Regions from separate parts of the Homo sapiens genome. Here region 2 is linked to region 1. A link is an interaction called in ENCODE POLR2A ChIA-PET data of the cell type or tissue named here. Cell type or tissue: MCF 10A. All regions are shown on one strand. Each heading gives the region's core, and the rest is flanking DNA. Links, peaks and the distances in the headings are about the cores only.

Evidence for each region. Peaks named below come from ENCODE experiments on the same cell type or tissue, not always from the same donor. Only the 100,000 strongest peaks of a DNase experiment are listed, where the experiment ranks them.
Region 2: POLR2A ChIA-PET joins it to region 1 with 5 read pairs; 2 of 35 experiments call an interaction of 5 or more read pairs at or near these places.

Annotation. Positions count from the first base shown.
Region 1 is chr4:183,779,637-183,790,293 of GRCh38, forward strand. No RefSeq gene overlaps it. Among named protein-coding and RNA genes, the nearest start is that of STOX2, 120 kb to the right of the region's middle. In MCF 10A, for the core only: no CTCF peak of the experiment used is centred there; a DNase peak (open chromatin) is centred at 4,775.
Region 2 is chr4:183,830,157-183,840,813 of GRCh38, forward strand. It overlaps a transcript of STOX2 not described here. Among named protein-coding and RNA genes, the nearest start is that of STOX2, 70 kb to the right of the region's middle. In MCF 10A, for the core only: no CTCF peak of the experiment used is centred there; a DNase peak (open chromatin) is centred at 4,305.

The DNA of each region.
Region 1 (10,657 bases), core at 3,460-5,959:
TTTCGTATTTTTAGTAGAGACGGGGTTTCACCGTGTTGGCCATGGTTGGCCAGGCTGGTGTTGAACTCCTGACCTCAGGTGGTCTGCCCCGCATTGGCCTCCCAGAGTGCTGGGATTACAGGCGCTAGCTACTATGCCCGGCTGAGTTCTGTGCATTTTTTATCACTGATAAAGGTATGTGTATCTGTTACCACAAGATGCAGAACAGGTTTGTCTCCATAAGGGTCCCTCCTGTTGACTTTTATAACCATACCATCTACCTGCCCCACTTGGCTCCACTCCATTACACCTCCTCCCACTCCACTGCTCCTAACCTTAGGCAACCACAAGTCTGCTTTCCATTTCTATAATTTTGTCATTTCGAGAATGTCATATAAATGGAATCATGAAGTATGTAATCTGAGATTGGTTTTTTTTCTGTTAGCATAATTCCCTGGAAATTCATCCAAGATGTTCATGTATCAATACTCCATATCTTTTGATTGCTGAGTATTTCATGGTAGAATGTTCTACAGTTTATTTAACCATTCACCCACTGAAGGGTATCTGAGTTGGAAGGACATCTGAACTGTTTCCAGGTTTTGACAATTGTGCATGAAGCTTCTATGAACAGTCATATGCAGGTTTTTGTGTGAACAGAAGTTTTATTTCTCTGAGATAAATGCCCAAGAGTGCAACTGTTCAGTCATATAGTAATTGCATGTTTAGTTTCATAAGAAATTGTCAAACTTTCTCAGAGTGGCTTTACCATTTTAAGTTTCCTCCAGCAATGTATGAGTGATCGATTTCTCTGCACCCTTGCCAGCATTTGATGCTGTCACTATTTTTTATTAGTCATTTGCATAGACGTATAATGATACAATAGCTTTTTGTGATTTGAATTTGCATTTCCTTGATGGCTATGATATTGAACTTCTTTTCATGTGCTTGTTTGGTATCTGTGTCTCCTCTTCAATGAAATGTCTGTTTTGGCTTATGCCAATTTTCTAATTGAGCTACATTTTTTTTTTTTTTTTTTTTTTTTTGAGAGGGAGTCTCACTCTGTCACCCAGGCTGGAGTGCAGTGGTGCGATCTTGGCTCGCTGGAACCTCTGCCTCCCATGTTCAAGAGATTCTTGTGCCTCAGCCTCCCGAGTAGCTGGGACTACAGGTGCACACACCACCACGACCGGCTGATTTTTGCATTTTTAGTAGAGACGGGGTTTCAGTATGTTGCCCAGGCTGATATTTAACTCCTGAGCTCAAGCGATCTGCTTGCCTCAGCCTCCCAAATTGCTGAGATTACAGGTGTGAGCCACTGTGCCAAGCCATAATGGAGCTACTTATCTTTTAACCATTGAGTTTTAAGAGTTCTTGATATAATCTGGATGCAAGTTTTTTAAATCACATACATGATTTGCAAATATCTTCTCCCAATATTTGAGTGTATTTTTACTTTCTTGATGGTGTCTTTTGACATACAAAAGCTTTTAATTTTGATTAAGTCTAAGTTACCATTTTTCTCCTCTTGCATGTGTTTCTGGTATTATATCTAAGAAATCATTGCCTAACCCAAGAGCATGAAGATTTACTCCTATTCCTTCTTCTATGATTTTTAGTTTCAGCTCTCACATTTAGGTCTGTGATAAATTTTGAGTTAACTTTTGTGTATGGTGTAAGGTGCTTTTGCTTATAAATATCCAATTTTCCCAGTACTATTTGTTAAAAATACCTTCTTTCTCCTTACATTTTGTTGGCACCTTTATTGCAAATCAGTTGACCATAAGTGGAAGCACCTATTTCTGGGCTCTCAGTTTTTTTTTTTTTAAACCATTGATCGATGCGTCTGGTACCACACTGTCTTCATCCCTGTAGTCTATCTTTTTATTTTAACAAATATACTGCTATGATCTTCTGTAAATGCAGATTCTAATTTACAATTTTTTGATTCCTTGGAGTTCTGCCTTAGAATATTCAGAGGCAGCCCCATGCTTCCAGCCTGCCTGGGCCTTTCTCCTTCTCTTCCAACTCCCAGCTCTGTCTCATTGTGTTAGGAGCCTCCTGTGCACATGTTAGGCACCCTAACCCTCAGTCACAGGATGACAGTTTTATTTCTTTTCTGTTTTTTGTTGTTGTTGTTTGTTTTTGTTTTTGTTTTTGAGATGGAGTCTTGCTCTGTTGCCAAGGCTGGAGTGCAATGGCGTGATCTTGGCTCACTGCAACCTCCACCTCCCGGGATCAAGCGATTCTCCTGCCTCAGCCCCCTGAGTAGTTGGGATTGCAGGCGCCCGCCACCAAGCCCGGCTAATTTTTGTATTTTTAGTAGAGATGGGGTTTCACCATGTTGGCCAGACTGGTCTCGAACCCCTGACCTCAGGTGATCTGCCCAACCTCAGCCTCTCGAAGTGCTGGGATTACAGGCATGAGTCACTGTGCCCAGACAGCTTTATTTCTTTAAATACTTGTCAGCTGGGACTATCCTTATGCTCCTAGAGGCCTTCCTCTGATTCTTGCAGAAGGACTTTTATGTTTTGGAGTCAGCAAAAAATGCATTAGATCCTTGTCACCCTTGAAATCTGTCCAGCTTCCCCTCCTGCCACATCTCTCTTCTGCCTTCAGCTAGAAGAAGACTCTGCTTGTGAAGACTCATGTGGTTATATCGGGTCCGCCCAGATAATTCAGGATAATCTCCCTATTTTAAGGTCAATTGATTAGTAACATTAATTACATCTTCAAAGCCCCTTTTTCCCGGGCACAGTGGCTCACACCTGTAATCCCAGCACCATGGGAGATTGAGGCAGGTGGATCACTTGAGGTCAGGAGTTTCAGACCAGCCTGGCCAACATGATGAAACCCTGTATCTACTAAAAGCACAAAAATTAGCTGGGCGTTGTGGCAGGCGCCTGTAATCCCAGCTACTTGGGAGGCTGAGGCAAGAGAATCGCTTGAACCCGGAAGGTGGAGGTTGCCGTGAGCTGAGATCGAGCCACTGCACTCCAGACTGGGTGACAAAGTGAGAGTCCATCTTAAAAAATAAAATAAAATAAAATAAAAAAGGTCCTTTTTTTCCCATGTAATAGACCATATTCACAGGTTCCAGAGATTAGGGCATGGACATTTGTGGAGGGCCATTATTCAGCTTGCCACACTAGACCTAGAATTATTAAATTAGTGCTGTGATTTTGATCTTCTGAAAGCACTTTGAGTTCACCTTCATTTTAGGAGATTATTGTCACTGGCTGTGAGTTCTAGCTTTTAAAAAGATATTCCATTGTCTTCTAGCTCCATCATTTCTACCAAAAAGCAGACAAAATGTCTTACTGTTACGCCTTTGAAGGTAATGTTTCCCCCCACGCTCTATCCCCACCCAACTACTTTAAGATCTTCTTTTCATTTTTGGTTTTCAACAGCTTTATCTTGATGTGTGTATGTGTGATTTTTTTGTGTGCAGAGCTTCTTACATCTGTGAGATAATGTTACATATCAGTTTTGGAAAATTCTGCTTGGTTATTTGGTTATCTCTTCAAATATTTATTCTGCCCCATTCTCAAAGAGCTTTAATTATTCCTGTGTATTACACAGTTCCAATATATACCAGGGGTTTCTGTGCTTTTTTTTCATTGTTGTTTTCCTTTGTGTTTTAAAATCTGAATATTTCCTACTGACCTGTGTGTCAGTTCACCAGCCCTTTCTTATACTGTGCATTGTCTAGTCTTGAACCCACCTGCTGAGTCCTAATTACAGACATTGTACTTTCCATTTTACAGTTTCATTTAATTTTCCTCTTTAGGTTTTGGTTTTTCTGGTAATAATCTCTACTGTTTGTTTTCCTCTATTTTTCTTGAACATATGTTAGTTATTTTAGAGTCTCTGCTCTGAGTCTGCGTCTGGTATATATTTCATTCCCTCAGGGACTCAACAGACTCCATATAGTCCTTTTCCCTGGTAGGCCTTGTAATTTTTAACTGAATTCTGGACATTGTCTATAAAATATTGGAGAGGGCTGGGCACGGTGACTCATGCCTGCAATCCCAGCACTTTCGGAGGCCGAGGCTGGTGGATCACCAGAGGTCAAGAGTTTGAGACCAGCCTGGCCAACATGGTGAAACCTCGTCTTTACTAAACCTCGTCTTTACTAAAAATACAAAATTTAGCTGGGTGCGGTGGCGGGTGCCTGTAATCCCAGCTACTCAGGAGGCTGAGGCAGGAGAATCGCTTGAACCCGGGAGGCAGAGGTTGCGGTGAGCCGAGATCGCGCCACTGCACTCCAGCCTGGGTGACAGAGTGAGACTCTGTCTCAAACAAAACAAAACAAAACAAAACAAAACTGGAGAGGCCCAGTTGATGCTACTTTCCTCCAGGGAAACGTTACCCCTCCCCTTGCTAAGCAGCTAGAGTCGGGGGGGTACTGAGCTTTTGCTTTTGCTCAGTAAGGGACTGAGCAGACGCTACTCTGGGTTGCAGTCTTGGCATAGCTCTCTTTGGTTCACCTCTCTTCTTACGCTAATGAGTTCTGGGCTTTCAACTGAGGACCTGATGTGTACACTGGGGTTCCTGTCCCTGGCAGGTCATGAACTCTAATCTTTGTCTTATCATTACTCTGAGGCTGCCAAAAGCTTGGCTCTAGTTTTCAGCTGAGTTATTTATTTCCGTATCCTTTCCAGCTGTCTTGAAGAGAAAACAGTCCATGTTTGAGGCCCTTCAATTGTGTCACTCCAGCTGCATAAAAGTGCCAAAAAGTCTACTGGTTTCTCCGCCCATCAGAAGCAGCGCTTTACTCAGGCAAAGCCTGGGCTTTCAGCCTCTTGCTCATACTTAGGATTAAGCAATTTCCTTTGGGAAAAGTGGCTGCAGAAGGTTGGATCATTACTTCATGGCTCTTCTCTCTGAAAGTTTATTACCCTTTTTCCTTGTTGCTTTAGAAACTATGTGATGTCTGTAAGCAGATCATGCTTATGTTTAATCTAGCTTTTCTAGTTGTTCCTGGAAGAATCACTGGTCTTACATAAGCAACTCTACCCTACCCAGAAACATAAGGCCAGTGAGTGCTAGAGGTGTTATTTCTGATATATATCATTTTTATGTGGGTGTAATGAGAAATTTTTAGAGTATATAGTGTGCTTTACTGTCAGAAATGAACGCCTTCCATTTCCACTTTTTTCTTGGTAATGAGTATGTTTTCTGTTAAAACATAGTGTTTTTTTTTTAAACTATGTATATATTTTATTCCGATGTGAAGTACAATTTTAGACATGGAGTGCTTATCCAATTCCTTTTCCAATTATATTTATACCTTTCAAAATATTTAAACAGGATAAATAGGATAAATTAAAAATGATGAGGCTGGGTGCAGTGGCTCACACCTGTAATCCCAGCACTTTGGGAAGCTGAAGTGGGCAGATGACTTGAGGTCAGGAGTTCGAGACTAGCCTGGCCAACATGGTGAAACCCCGTCTCTACTAAAAATACAAAAATTAGCCAGGTGTGAGGTAGTGTGCCTATAATCCCAGCTACTCGAGAGGCTGAGGCAGGAGAATCACTTGAACCCAAGAGGCGGAGTTTGCAGTGAACTGAGATTCTGGCACTGCACTCCAGCCTGGGTGACTGAGCAAGACTCTGTCTCAAAAAAAAAAAAAAAAAAAAAGCGATGAGCTGAGAAGACACCAAGATTTGCAATAACTGTTACAGATGGTAGACAAGTCTTAATTAACAAGACAATCTCCATCAATAATATAAAAAAGTGAACAAATTACAAATAAAACTACTTCAAATATATTTTGAAAAAGTAGACATCTGTATTTTTCCATCTGGAATACACAGGATCTAGTCTTCTAGATAAATGTCTAATAACTTCATCTTGGATCATCAGGAAAAATCAATTACATATAATATTTTTCTAAACTCTATGGTCAGTCACATCTAAAATCATTAAGTGTAAAACAGCATATGAATCTAATTACATTTATAACTGAATGCCCAGTATAGATGATTTTGAAGTTCTACTTTTTTTTTGAGACGGAGTCTCACTCTGTCACCCAGGCTGGAGTGCAGTGGCGCAATCTCGGCTCACTGCAAGCTTCACCTCCTGAGTTCACGCCATTCTCCGGCCCCAGCCTCCTGAGTAGCTGGGACTACAGGTGCCCACCACCACGCTCGGCTAATTTTTTTGTATTTTTAGTAGAGACAGGGTTTCACCGTATTAGCCAGGATGGTCTCGATCTCCTGACCTCGTGATCCGCCTGCCTCGGCCTCCCAAAGTGTTGGGATGACAGGCGTGAGCCACTGCACCCGGCCCTGAAGTTCTACTTTTTAATAACTAGAACATGTAGGCCAGCCGCAGTGGCTCAAGCCTGTCATCCCCGCACTTTGGGGGGCCAAGGCGGGCAGATCACTTGAGGTCCGGAGTTCAAGACCAGCCTGGCTAACATGGTAAAATCCTGTCTTTACTAAAAGTACAAAAATTAGTCAGGTGTGGTGGCACACGCCTATAATTCCAGCTACTCAGGAAGCAGGGACAGGAGAATTGCTTGAACTTGGGAGGTGGAGGTTACAGTCAGCCGAGATTGTGCCACTGCATTCCGGCTTGGGCAACAGAGCGAGACTCTGTCTCAAAAAAAAAAAACAAAAACACAGAACTTGTATTAAGTCATTATTCTTTCTCTTATGAGTGACTGTGTTTCTGCCTTTTTAAATGTTTTGATACCTGCATGTTTCAGATAGCAGTTATCTGATTAGCCATAGCATTTTCCTAAAACTGCCTATTTTTAGCTCTGGTCCTTTTTTTTTTTTTTTTCCTCTTTTCCTTTTGGAAACCTGCCATCTACAGAGATCTCAGAGGAGGGAGAGCCTGTTCACTCGCGAATATGTATTTCGGGCAAGATGGCGGGTTCCTGGCAGGTTATAATTTCCACTGCTGGAGACCTCAGACACTGAGTATTCACTTCCTTTTTTGAGGGAGACAAAATCAAGGGTAGAACTTGGCAATTACATTAAAAAAAATCAACAGATAACGAACCGCTGCTATTCCAGTAAGCAGACAAACATGTCTAAAAATTATGTTTATTTTACCATGTACCTTTGTTACTAATATCAGCTATTGTTATTTCACATGAAGTAGCAAGAAGGTGTATCTATGTCCATCTAAATACTTATGAAAATAATGACAGTATAGTGTGTGTTGTAGCAGCAGTTTGTCATGTTGTTTTTTTCTCACCACAGCCCTCATGGAGGATGTCATTTATGTGAAAGACACAGACGTGAAAGACACAGGCTCATGAGGGTACGGTGAAACACACAAATCCTGGCAGGGTAGTTGTAAAAGTCCACCCCTTCTGTTCTTACTTAATAAAGCCTAGCAATATGCAAAAGAATGAGAGTAAAATTATTACTGGAGAAACTTTGACTCTACTCTACCTTTAAAATAAATAAAAAGAAATCCATCCCAAACTGACACTCTAGTGTTAATAACCATTTTCTTATGACATACTTCCCAATGATAGAGACTCAGCAGTGGATCAAGATCTTTAGATTGGAAAGAGCTATACATAATGCATCAATACCATACCACAAGTACTCATCTCCCAAGTGTTAGCCCAATATCACCCACTGCAAGCTGTCCTCTCATTCCCAATTCCCTTTTACAATGAGCCACTCCTTCCATTGACGCCCCTCTCTCCTTTCTGCTGCTCTGCAGCATGTACATGTTTCTACCATTCCACCAATTAGTGTAACTTCATTTTGGGGGGATGACTTGTCTGTTTCTTTTTACAAACTACAAGCTCCCTCCAAACAAGGGCCATGTCACATCTATTTCTCTTTGTCCAGCAGTCAGCTCACTGCCTAGAATACAAGAGTTGTCTGATATGATTGTTGACGAATGGGAGCAATATTTAGTAGCTTCGAATCACTCAGTGTTAAAGCCTGAGACGTGCACGCTCATGATATGGATATCCAATACTGTCAACATTTCATAATTTGGTTTGGCTGGTGGAATTTTTGTTCAAATAAAAATGAATTTAGCATGAAATTTGGGTTGGGTTTACACTAACAAGCAGGTAAAGAGTCAAATGTTCTAATGGGGAAAGTATTATGCTAGATTGGTCTCCACTCTTAATTGCTGCTGTCGCAGGTACAGGAATGGAACATAAGCAAACCTCTAATAGAAACTGAAGACAAAGAGATATATGTTTTGCACACTGCTCTTTGAAATTTGGTTTTGAAGTGGGATGAGCTTCTGCCATTGTAGTTGAAATGCCAGGGCCAGTGCTGTGTAAGTAGAGAGGGGTCATGGCTGGGGGAATTGTCAACAGAGGCATTATTCAGAAGCATCTCAAAAGCCAGTTGCAGTTCAATGTTAGGCCATAGGCGCTTTCACTGATAGTGGTACTATTAAACTTCCTACCAGAAAAGATGAATCCTTTTGGGAAAATTTAGTGAGGAATCAGAATAGATAGAGAAGCTTCTAGGAGCATTTTGAGCCACTTTGAGAAAGTGTCTCAGGCAGTCAAAAAGTCTTCCCCGTAGGGTAGATCAGTACAGGATCTTCACTAAGGTAAGTGTCTCTGGTAGGCTGTGGGAAGAAGTGATGTATGGGATGTGCCTTGGCAGTGTTTTCAATATCATATTCATTCTCAACCACAAGAGATAGCCAATATCCTCAAAGTAAGTGATTCGCACGTGTGTGGCTACAATAACTAGACCATCACGAACTCTTTAAAAAACAGTGGAAGGGGGTCTCACAGTATAGCTGTTGAGAGCACAAACTCTGAAACCAGACTGCCTGGGCTTGAACTGTGGCTTGGTGACTGTCTTAGTCCATTCAGTGTTGCTATAACAGAATACCTGAGACTGAGTCATTCATAAAGGGGAGAGTTTTATTTAGCTCATGGTTCTGCAGTCTGGGAAGTCCAAGGGTGCAGCCTGGCTTCTGGCGAGGGCTTTCACTCTGCATCATGACTTGACAGAGAAGGTCAAAGGGGAAGCAGATACATGGGAAGACCCAACAGGAGGAGGAACCTCACTTTGTAACAGCTGATCTCATGGGAATGAATTCATTCCTGAGAGAACTAATCCCATCTTGCTGGAGAAAGAATTCACTCACTACCACGAGAATGAAACCAAGCCATTCATGAGAAATCTGCCCCCATGACCCAAACACCTCCCACTAGGCCCCACCTCCCAATACCACCACATTTCAACATGGCTTTTGGTGAGGACAAAAAACAAATCCAAACCACAGCAGTGACTTAACAGTGGAGGTCCTGCACATGTTGCTTAATTCTCTTTGAATCAATTTTCGTCTGTAAAATTAGGATGACAAGAGTATCTATCCCATAGGGCTGCTGTGTGGATTAAATAAGTGAATATACATAAAGTACTTAGCACACTGCATGACATATAGGAAGCACCATATAAATGCTAGCTATTTTTATTATTTATCTGGGATAAGCAGTAGCAGACACGTAATTGAAGGTTCAACAGTTGATGGATTCCTGCTTGTAGGTAAACATGTAGTCGTAAGCATGAAAAAAAATCACTAATACTGCATAAGAGTTATGACACAATTAAGTTTGGGTTATTATTGAAAGAATCCTTTAGAAGGCCTGTAATTAGAATAAATGATCACCCCCATGGCTATAGAAGTTCTGTGGAAATTCTGGCTTCCTACTACAGTAAGGTTTTTATTCTTATTTTTTTTGAGACAGGGTTCCATCCTGTCACTCAGCTGAAGTGCAGTGGCATGATCATAGCTCACTGTGGCCTCAACCTCCCAGGCTCAAGTGATCCTGCCTCAACCTTCTGAGTAGCTGGGACTACAGGTGTGTGCCACCATGCCTGACTCATTTTTTCTTTCTTAATGTAGAGACAGGGTCTCATCATGTTGCCCAGGCTGATCTCAAATTCCCGGGCTCAGGTAACCCTCCCACCTTGGCCTCCCAACATGCTGGGATTACAGGCTTGAGCCAGGTTTTTATTTTTTTAATTTTATCTTTTTTTATAGATGGGGGTCTTGCTATGTTGCCCAGGCTGGATTTGAACTCCTGGGCTCAAGCAATCATCCTGCTTTAGCCTCTGAGTAGCTGGGATTACAGGCATGTGCCACTGTACCTGACAACAGTAAGGTTTTTTTGTGCAGACACTGTTGTTTCTGACATGTAACCAATCGCTGCCTGGAATTATGTACTCATGAGTCTAACAGAATACTTGAGACTGAGTCATTTATAAAGAGGAGAGGCTTATTTAGCTCATGGTTCTGCGGTCTGGGAAGTCCAAGGGCATAACCTGGCTTCTGACGAGGGCTTTCACACTGCATCATGACACAGCAGAGAAGGTAATCTATCTACAATACTGTGCTATCAAAATAATATAGAAGGACATTCTTTTTTCTTTATAAAAGCTGACTCTCCATAGATGCATAATCAGCATGTCATTAAAATATTATTTTCTGCCTGGATTCTTATAAATTGTAGTTCTACATGTAGCATGCATATATTATAAGAACAATGGTGTTACAATTATCTATTTCTATGTAATCAATCACCCCAAAACATGGTGATGTAAAAAGGCCACCATTTTATTACGCTCACAATTCTGTGGATCAGGAATTCAGGCAGGGCAAAGTGGGATGGCTCACCTTTGCTACAAAGTTGGAAGTTTCAGCTGGGGTGGCTTGGATGGC
Region 2 (10,657 bases), core at 3,285-5,784, 50 kb after region 1:
TTCACATCCCCCCCAACAAGGTATCTAGGGTCACCTGGTGCGTTGTTACTTGCTTTTCTGCTAACCTGCTTTCCTTGCACACAGTAGAAAATTGGGCTAGGAGTAACATACTGTTCTAACTATAATTAAAAGAATTCCCCCTCATTGGCCAAGTGCAAGCACATGGGGTTTTTACACTCTCAGTCGACTGAATTACATTCTAGGTGCACTGAGAGTTTGCTACTATGGGTGTTATCTTGTTTTCTGAATTCCACTGGGTGATAAAATGCAACTACAGCTGTGTCCTTCTGTGGGAAGGAGGGAGTCCAGTGAAGTCCTCTGTGCCAGGGCTGGGAGAGATGGTCATGAGGGTTCTTATCCTTTGACCTTAGCCATGACCCCAGGCTGGCTTTACCTTTGACCCTGCCCTTTTGATGTGCCCAGGGCTGGTCTGGCCTGGCTAGTAGTCACTCCTTGTGTGGCAGTTAGCTGAGGGTATATCTGAGGGTGATATAGGGTATATCTGTTGGTTGAAATTAGCTGGGATGAAAACATACCTTTCATCATAGGCCAATGGCTCATTGAAAAGAAATTAGTCATGAACTTCACTGTCAGCTGAAAAGTAGTCATTAAGGGCCCTCCTCCAACAATAGGACACTTGTTCCGGTTTCAGGGTCACCTGATCCACACCAATAGGGGAAGACTGGGGAAGAATGCTGTGCAAAACGTTTTCAGAGGTTGTAACAGGCAGGTCTGCATTTTTAGAATTTTTTTTTTTTTTTTGGCTAGCTGTATATGATTGAACAGTTTTCAGTTTCAAAGTTGCAGGCTTTGGTGTTTAGATCCTTCCTAGGCTGGTGGTAGAAGAATCCTGGGATTCTGGGTTAGTCCTCGGCGGAGATGGCCAAGCACTACATGGGACCGAACTCCGGGCCTGAGCAGCTGGCTTGGAGGGTGTTGGCTTTTCTCCTTCCTGGTGGGTGTGGAGGCGTGAGGGGGGATGGTGGGGGGATGGAAGATTTCAGTGAGAGTTGTTTATTGCTAAAGGTCTACAGGAGAGAAGACGATTTGAAAGGCAGGATACAGTAGGTTAAAAAGGTTGTCCTGTACAGAACACACCCACAGAAATTGCACACATGTAAGGAAAATTGTGGCAGGAAAGAAGCTTGGCTCTTTTGCCTTTCTTCATTTCCGCCCCCAAGTTTGCCTTGAACTTGGAATCTTACGTTATAAACGTTGCCAAATTGCAGCTCCAATCAGGAAACAGATGGTTAGGCAGTACCAGAAAACACAAATAATTGTGGGGACCATGAACATTAGTTCATGAACATTAGAAAACCCTGATGGAAAGTTTAGAACTATGTACATTTTTTTTTTTTTTGGTGAATATCAGACTTAAATAATTGCGAAAAGAATGGTCTAGAAATATTTTGCTAGGTATTAGAATTTTGTGGTACAGTAAACAATTAATCAACTTCTAGTTTATAAAAAATCTGCTGTGCTGTATAATTCTTAAAAATAAATTTAGTCAGTGATGGATGCGCTGAGGGCCCTGACCACCACGAAGCAATAGATCAGGTAGCAAAATGCACTTGTACCCCACGGATATAGACAAAAAACACTAAAAGTAAATACATAGATAAATAAATTTTGTTAAGCTTATCTGCCTTAGTTTCTGTCTAGGTGGCTGTAAACACGCCCTGGTCTCATTTCCGAGGCTTTGTACTTCCTCTTTTCTCTCCTGGGACAGCTCTGCCCAATTTTTCCTGTTTCCAGGCTTTAGTCCCCTTCTCGGCCCCTCCCTGAAGCTTCTTCTGGTGAATTCTGCAGTTCATTCATTTCTTCTTCTTCTTCTTTTTTTTTTTTTTTTTGAGACAGAGTTTCACTCTTGTTGCCTAGGCTGGAGTGCAATGGAGTGATCTTGGCTCACTGCAACCTCTGCCTGCTAGGTTCAAGTGATTCTCCTGCCTCAGCCTCCTGAGTAGCTGGGATTACAAGTGCCCGTCACCATGCCCGGCTAATTTTTGTATTTTTGGTAGAGACAGGGTTTCACCATGTTGGCCAGGCTGGTCTCGAACTCCTGATCTCAGGTGGTCCGCCCACCATGGCCTTCCAAAGTGCTGGGATTATAGGCAGGAGCCACCACACCTGGCCCTGGAGCTCATTCATTTCTATTTGTTTCTGAAAGCAGGGACTCTAAATATTACTAACCCCATTTTGGCTCCTAGTTGTATGCTTATCTCTGTTAGAGAAGACTCTTGAAATTATCTAAGGAATGTAATACTTCATCCAGTTTTTTAAAACTCTAGAAAGCTAGATTCTGCAGCTTCTTAGTAGCCTATAACCGACTCTTTTTTTTTTTTTTTTTTTTTTGAGACGGAGTCTTGCTCTGTCACCCAGGCTGGAATGCAGTGGCATGATCTCGGCTCACTGCAATCTCTGCCTCCTGGGTTCAAGCGATTCTCCTGCCTCAGCCTCCCAAGTAACTGGGATTACAGGTGCCTGCCACCATGCCCGGCTAATTTTTGTATTTTTAGTAGAGACAGGTTTTACCATGTTGGCCAGGCTGGTCTTGAACTCCTGACCTCAAGTGATCCGCCTGCCTTGGCCTCCCAAAGTGCTGGGATTAGAGGCGTGAGCCACCACACCCAGCCTATAACTGGCTCTTACCCTTACTGTCGTTAGGCTCTTCCTCTGACTCTCGGCTCAATTAAAAAGATGAGGTAAACTTTATACACAATCCCTTCATGTATATTTAAGGAACAGTGATGTCTCCTTTTAACTTCACCTCTGCAGACCAAACACTACAGATTCCGTCAAAACCTGTTACAGCATGCTGATGTTTTTCAATCTCCAATAGGAGTATTAGTCAGCTATTAAGAATATTTTGCTAATTTGTTACCAAATATGGATTATCCATGGCGATGGTCTACCTGAAATTTCCCCTGTGAAATGGACATGGTTCAGTGAGTTTGAACATTGATACACTCAGTTCTTAATCGTCTTTCTAAATTCAGTGACAGTTCTTTTTTTATTGCCTAATAACCGCTTGCAAGAAGTCAAGTCCAGACTCTTCCTGATTTTGTAGGAGCGTTTGTGCTTTGCAACCTGCCCCATGATTATGGTGTGACCTGTCAGGATTCCCTTCGTGGTTACTTAGCAGAACGCTTAGGTCTGGCATCATCAAAGAATGTCTAACTCTGCTTGGTAATGATGAAACTGGTGGGGGTTTTTGAATTACTCTTAAAAAGTTATTTCCCCAGGTAAGTTCATAGCCTGGATATTTCCCCACATAAAAGATCAAACATTCCTTAATCTCTTCTCTATATCCCACCCTTTAAGACCTTCAGGTTAGAGAGGAGACATTCTGAAAAAATCCAAATGCAAACAGTGGTATGTCAGAAGAAATGGTTTCAAGTGGTCGCAACAGAGAAATAGCGTTGGCAAGGCGGGATCGGGGCTGATGAAAATGATACAGGCTTTTATATTTCTGCAGGAGTTTTTTTTTTTTTTCATTCCAAGCATACCAGAGTTTCACCAAAGCAGGTAGAAAGAATGTGAGAAGGGCCGGGCGCGGTGGCTCACGCCTGTAATCCCAGCACTTTGGGAGGCCGAGGCGGGCGGATCACGAGGTCAGGAGATCGAGACCATCCCGGCTAAAAACGGTGAAACCCCGTCTCTACTAAAAATACAAAAATTAGCCGGGCGTGGTGGCAGGCGCCTGTAGTCCCAGCTACTTGGGAGGCTGAGGCAGGAGAATGGCGTGAACCCGGGAGGCGGAGCTTGCAGTGAGCCGAGATCCCGCCACTGCACTCCAGCCTGGGCGACAGAGTGAGACTCCGTCTCAAAAAAAAAAAAAAAAAAAAGAATGTGAGAAGGTGTTGTCACAAAATCCAGGCATGAGTGTATTTCTCCTCCTTAGAGCCAGCCTCTTCTGGCAAGCCATTGGATCTCTTCAAGCCTCAGCTTCTCCATCTATAGAATGGCTACAGCAGTGTTACTTGCTTCCCAGGAGAGGAGCATTCCATCAGCAGTAAAGCATTCATTGATCTTCCTTTTGTTTCTCTGTCACAGCCTGGCATGGTCCCAAAATATTGTAGTAATCAATGTGTTTTGAATTAATGGGTTTCTAAATATTCCCATGCTTCACACAGACCGTTTTGGATCTCTGAAGTTTTGCACCGTGCAGCCTGTTAGGCAGTTGATCAACCTGTGACTACCTTGTTTGTGGCTTATTTTCCCCAGCCAGAGCAGCCCGGATCTGCTGGCAACCTGGCAATCTTTGTTGTGAGAGGTTAACACAATTCCTACAGTCTGCACAAGCAGGAGGTGGAGTGGAGGTGGGAGAGGTGCGGAGTTGGAATGGCTCCCAGGCTGCCGTCTTGGCTCGTGTGAGTCAGTGGCATGGAACACGCAGGTTCTGTGCATTTATATAAGGGAAGGAAGGCTGTTGGCTCTACATTCTATATATTCCCCAGTTGTCGCTCAGAATAGTCATGAAGATCCGTGCCTATTCCATGTTCTTTTGGTCTTACAATGATAGTCATATTAGGCAAAGAGAACACAAAGTCTCTTGAACATTAGCTGCTTGCCTTGAATTTCAGTGTGACGCATTCATTCATTCCATTTATTCATTCAAGAAGCAATATTTAGCACTTACTCTGTGTCAGGTACTGTGCTAGGAACTGAGATTCCTACCTCAAGAAACTTCAAGTTTACAGTGGAAGAGACAGGTAATCTTTGTGATCCAAGGTTACTGAAGCAGTGAGATGTGGGCCAGGTGCTCTGGGGAACCTGTGGATGAGCCAAGAATTTCCGATGTTGGGGCTGGGGTGGATAGGAAGGATGCACAGAGCAGAAGATCTTTAGAGTTTGATGCAATACAGTGTCGTGGAGAGGAAACATAGTGTCTTGAAGGAGAGCATAGGTGAGATTGAATTCTAGCTCCTCTTCTTAACAATTACGTGACCCTCAGGCAAGTTACCTATTTTTTTTTTTTTTGAACTTCAGCTTTTTCATCTGAGAATAGGCAAAGAAGATAATAAGATAATAATGTCCTAAGACTTCATCATAGTGTCTGGCAACCAATAGATTTTTTTTTTTTTTTGAGACGGAGTCTGGCTCTGTTGCCCAGGCTGGAGTGCAGTGGCGCAATCTCAGTGCACTGCAAGCTCCGCCTCAAGGTTCATGCCATTCTCCTGCCTCAGCTTCCCGAGTAGCTGGGACTACAGGCGCCCACCACCACACCCGGCTAATTTTTTTGTATTTTTAGTAGAGACGGGGTTTCACCATGTTAGCCAGGATGGTCTTGATCTCCTGACCTCGTGATCCACCTGCCTCGGCCTCCCAAAGTGCTGGGATTACAGGCGTGAGCCACCGTGCCTGGCCAAACCAATAGATTTTTAATTAATTAATTAATTAATGTCCAGTAATAGTTTTTAAATATGTTAATTAATTAATGTCTGTCTGTTTTCAATCTCTTCCTCTTATTGTTCCTCACATTGTTACTGGAGGCAAATTATTACAATAGAAAGAACACTAGAATTGGCTCTGCCACCAGCCTACTGTGTGACTCCAGGGATGCAGAGCTAGTCACACCTCCCTGTAGACCTCCTGTGGGATCTGTGAGGGGAAAGATCTGGGTTGACTTGTTTCCAGTTTTTGGCTATTAAGAGTAATGCAGCTACAAACATTCCCTACAAGTCTTTGTGTGACATATGTTTTCATTTCTCTTGGGTATACACCTAGGAGTGGAATTGCTGGGTCGTATGGTAACTCCATGTTTAACCTTCTGAAGGACTTCCAGGCTGTTCTCACATGGCTGTACCATTTTACAATCTCACCAGCATTGTGTAAGGGTTCTGATTCCTCTCCATCCTCACCAACACTTGTTACTGCCATTTTTTTTTTTATCTGAGCCATCCTAGTGGGTGGAAAGTGGTATCCACTGCAGTTTTGATTTGCGATCTCCTGGTGACTAATGATGTTGAACGTCTTTTCATGTGCTTTTTGGCTGTTTATCATAGCCTTTGGAGAAATGTCTGTTCAAATCCTTTGCCCATTGTGAGAGTCATTGACTTTGGTATTTGTTGTTTGGACTCTCCTTCTCCTGGCTTGTGGAGATTGCTTTATCCTCTGAGGTTGCACCGCAGATCCTCTTCTGCAAGTCAATGGGTATGGTTGTGGTGTAGCGGGTTTCAGCAGCAACAGTGGTCTGAGGACCACTAAAAATAAACATAAGGAGTGTCACTACGTTAGCAGCATAGGCTGTTTTATGCTGAAATAACGTCTCAGTGGCTTAACACATTAAGCCTCATTTCTTCTTCTGCAAAGTCTATGCTCCAGGCTGCTGCAATCTTAGGGCACGACTCTACTTTCTATGAATGTGAACAATGTGAGGGGACTCAGGGGCTTTTTGATGCCTCAGCCATTATCCAGACCCCATCACATGGCCCCATACAATGGGAAGGGATCTGGGAAGTGCAGTCTTCCATGTCCTGGGAAGGGGTGACCTGGTATTAGTGAGCATCAGCAGTGTCCATCGCAGTCACCGTCTCCCATTTCGTGGCAGGGTCAGTGACTTCTCGTGACAGCCTCATGAAGGTGAAAAAGCAGGGATACTATTAGACACTCTGATATTGGAAATCTCCTAGTTGGCTCAGTGGAACTACAAAACTTCACTTAGGGACACTAAGATTCATCTGGAATATTTGCTTCTAATTTGACTATACAGGTTTGGTACACCTTGGAATGGATTGTCTTTTCTGTCTTTTATATAATAATTCCAGGAAGACGGTGTTTTGAGTTCCTACTGTGTGCCAGTATTGTACTGTGTGCTGCTTATACAGGATTAATTAGAGCACATCCCTGCTTCTTAGGACTCATACACGTAGCACTGTACAAGAGTGGGGATAAACACATAGACTGACATCTATGCTGGTGAGTGAAGATTAGTAGCAGGAGGAAAGACTTCTGGGAGCAGAAATGGGGGAATCCTTGGAGCTTTCTCGGGGAGTGGGGAAGAGCATCCCAGGCCATTCCCTTTATTTTTAATTGTGGAAAAATATACATAACCCTTCATATAGATCATTTAAATCATTCATAAGTGTACAATTCAGTAACATTAAATACATTCACAATGTCATGTAACCATCACCAATATCTATACCTATTAAATAAGAACTCCCATCCCCTGGCACCCTTTATTCTACTTGCTGCCTTATGGAGTTTCCTATTCTAGGTACTTCCTATAAGTGGAATCATACAGTATTTGTCCTTCTGTATCTGGCTTATCTCACTCAGCATGCTATTTTCAGAGTCCGTGCTTTTTTTTTTTTCTTTGAGATAGAGTCTCTCTCTGTCACTCAGGCTGAAGTGCAGTGGCACAATCTTGACTCACTGCAACTTCTGCCTCTCGGGTTCAAGTAATTTTCCTGCCTCAGCCTCCCACGTAGCTGGGATTACAGACGTGCACCACCACGCCTGGCTAATTTTTGTATTTTTGGTGGAGATGAGGTTTCACCATGTTGGCCAGGCTGGTCTCGAACTCCTGGCCTCAAGTGATCCCCCTGCCTCAGCCTCCCAAAGTGCTGGGATTACACATGTGAGCCACCGCACCTGGCCTCCACGCATGTTGTAGCACATATTAAAATTTCATTCCTTTTCAAGGCTGAATAATAAATACTCCATCGTGTGTGTATACCAAATTTTGTTTATCTGTTCATCTGTGGATGGAGCCTTGAGTTGTTTCCACTTTTTGGCTATGATGCTGCTGTGGACGTGGGTGTGCAGATGTGGGTGTCTGTTCCAGTGGCACTCACTTTTTTAGGAAAATTTTACCTTGAGTTCTGAGATAGCACATATTCATTGTGGATTAGTTAGAAAAATACAGAAAATTAAAATTAAAACAGAAAATCACCGCTTTTGTATTTAGTGATAATTTTTACGGTAAAAATATGTTAAATTTATCTCCTTTTTTCTCTTTAAATATTTCAATAAATATATTGACTAGATTTTTAGTATTTATTATTTTTATTATTTAATTTATTGAAATATTTAAATAATTCAATACATATATTGAAATACTTAAATAATTCAATACATATATTGAAAAACTTAAATAATTCAATACATATATTGAAATACTTAAATAATTCAATACATATATTGAAATACTTAAATAATTCAATACATATATTGAAATATTTAAATAAATGAAATTTGTTAAATAAATAAATACATAAAATATTTCAAATATTTTTAATGACCATAAACAATACTTTTATGGGTGTGTCTTGATTTATTATTTCATTACTTTTAGATAGTTTTGAGATTTATTATAAATTACATCGAGATGAACATATCTATATAAATCTTTGTTGATAAATCTGTTATTTACATAAAAATGAAGCTACTACATCAAAGATATGAGCAAATCAAGTTGCTTATCACAAATGGCCGATTACTTTGTGAGAGTTTTGCCACAGCCTCGCCAGTGTGTGAGTCCCCATGTCCTTAAAGCAGCACAGTAATGCTCTTGCTCAAAACTGTGCTTCCCATTCCAGGGGTTTTGGCCTCTCTCTGCAGCCCCCACTTGGGGCACCCATTGTGGATGGGTGGAGACTGACTGTTGAGGAGAGTGTGCCTTGTTTAGTTATATACAAGTGGCTCTCAAGCCTTTGTTCTGCCTCCACCTCCTCCACGTGGTTACACACTCATCACCAGTGAGTCTCATTTCTTGCAGAAGTCTTCACTTTGGAGAGAGGTATATATGAGCAGTTTCTGGTAAGCATTTGAGAATCACTGATTGTGCTAGCCAGAGAAAGAGAACCAATAAGATGCAGTAAGATGTGTGTACACACACACAGGTACACGTGCACGCGCGCGCGCACACACACACACACAGGTACACATGCACACACACACACACACACACAGAGAGCAGGCCAGGTTGGAGACCCAGGGAAGAGTGGGTGCTGCAGATCCAATCCAAAGGCAGTTGGCTAGCAGAGTTCCCTCTTCCTTGGAGGAAGTCAGTCTTTTTCTCTTAAGGCCTTTGATTGGACGAGGGTCACCCATATCATGGAAGGTAATTTGCTTTATTCACAGTCTACTGGCTAAGTGTTAATGTCATCTGAAAGAGTCACAGAGACATCTAGACATCTAGGTGTCAGATCAAATATGTGGGTACCGTGACCTAGCCAAGTTGGCAATAAAATTAACCATCACACTGATCCGAAAAGTTTGGGTGCCACTGACTTTAACGTTCTCCTGCATATAGGCAAGAATTAAAACACACACACAACAAAAGTTTATTTTTACTCTGAACCACTTGAGGGCACCATGAACGAGGGAAATGGAAAGTTGTGGCTCATCCGCTGTTCCTTTTAGAACAACCAGCATTAGTACTACAGGAAACCTGAGGGGATTTCTCCATGCGAGTCCCTAATTTTGCAGTTGAGAAAGTTACTGTGACTGTGTGCAAGTCTACAGGGCAAAGTAATAGAGTGAGTGAATGAGGCCAGAACGCGAACTGTGTCCTCTTGACTTTGCATTTCATGTTCTTTTTCGGACATTCTGATAATTTCTATTAATTAATAATGGAAAGAATTTGAAATATATGTGAGTTGTTTTGGTTCCCATAAGTTACATATGGTGATGTGGCACCTAATGTTGTGCAGATTGCATGAGTAAAGAATCCATTTAACTTTTAAACATCAATTATGAAATGATAAACTTTCGGATTTACAAATATTGTTGATACTGAGTCTGTAGCGAGTTTTGGCCAACGCTCTAAGGGTTTTGTTTGTTCTTCCTTTTGTAAAATGTTGCCTTCGAGTAACACAAAGGCCTGTGGTCTGTGAACACTCAGCGTGCAAGGATTTCTTTGTTTTTCATGGACTCTGTGTGTGTGTGCGCGTGTGTGTGTGTGTGTTGGTTGTGGGGGCAAGAACTAGGGGAAAAGGGATGCCAAAAAATGTAAGCATGTAGTTTTTCTCCGCTTTGTTGTGAAAACAAAATTGATAATGTAACTTTTGGAATCAAGTCTTTTGTATTTAGATTGGAACGTTCTAATACCTTATTGTTACAAATAGACAATGTGTCTGAAAAGCTGAATTTTTGAGAGTGGATGGATTATTTAAAATAATGATTCTTAACCCATTTGTACAATTCTGTGTTCTGTTACAAATGTCTTTTCTTTGTCCATGTAACAGTCAATTCCTGTTCTCTGAAGGAGGAATTCTCTCGGTAATTTCTGAGCCCTTCTTTAGGTGGTTGGCCACCAGGGGGCAAGCGAAGAATGGCAGAAGCCATCTGACGTAGCCCCTTCATCACTGCAGATAAACTGGTGATGCTTTCCTGACACACTTAATGGCAACCAGAGGTTTTCTGCACGTTTGTGTTTGTGTGTAAGTGTGTGGGGTGAGTGTGTGGCAGTGGTTATTTGCTGTATTTTGACTGCATAAAATTGCCATGCTTTCCCCTCGGTCTCCTAGAAATCCTTGTAGGATAATTATAACACAAGAAACAGATTTGATGGAAATTCTCATAATTCTCATACTCTGAAGCTTAGCTCATATGCATATTTCAGACTTGCCAGAGCCCCTCTTCAGTGGCTTGAGACTTGGTCTTAATCTTTTTGTCTGACTACAAAAAAAGTTCAGTGATGTGGTTAGTG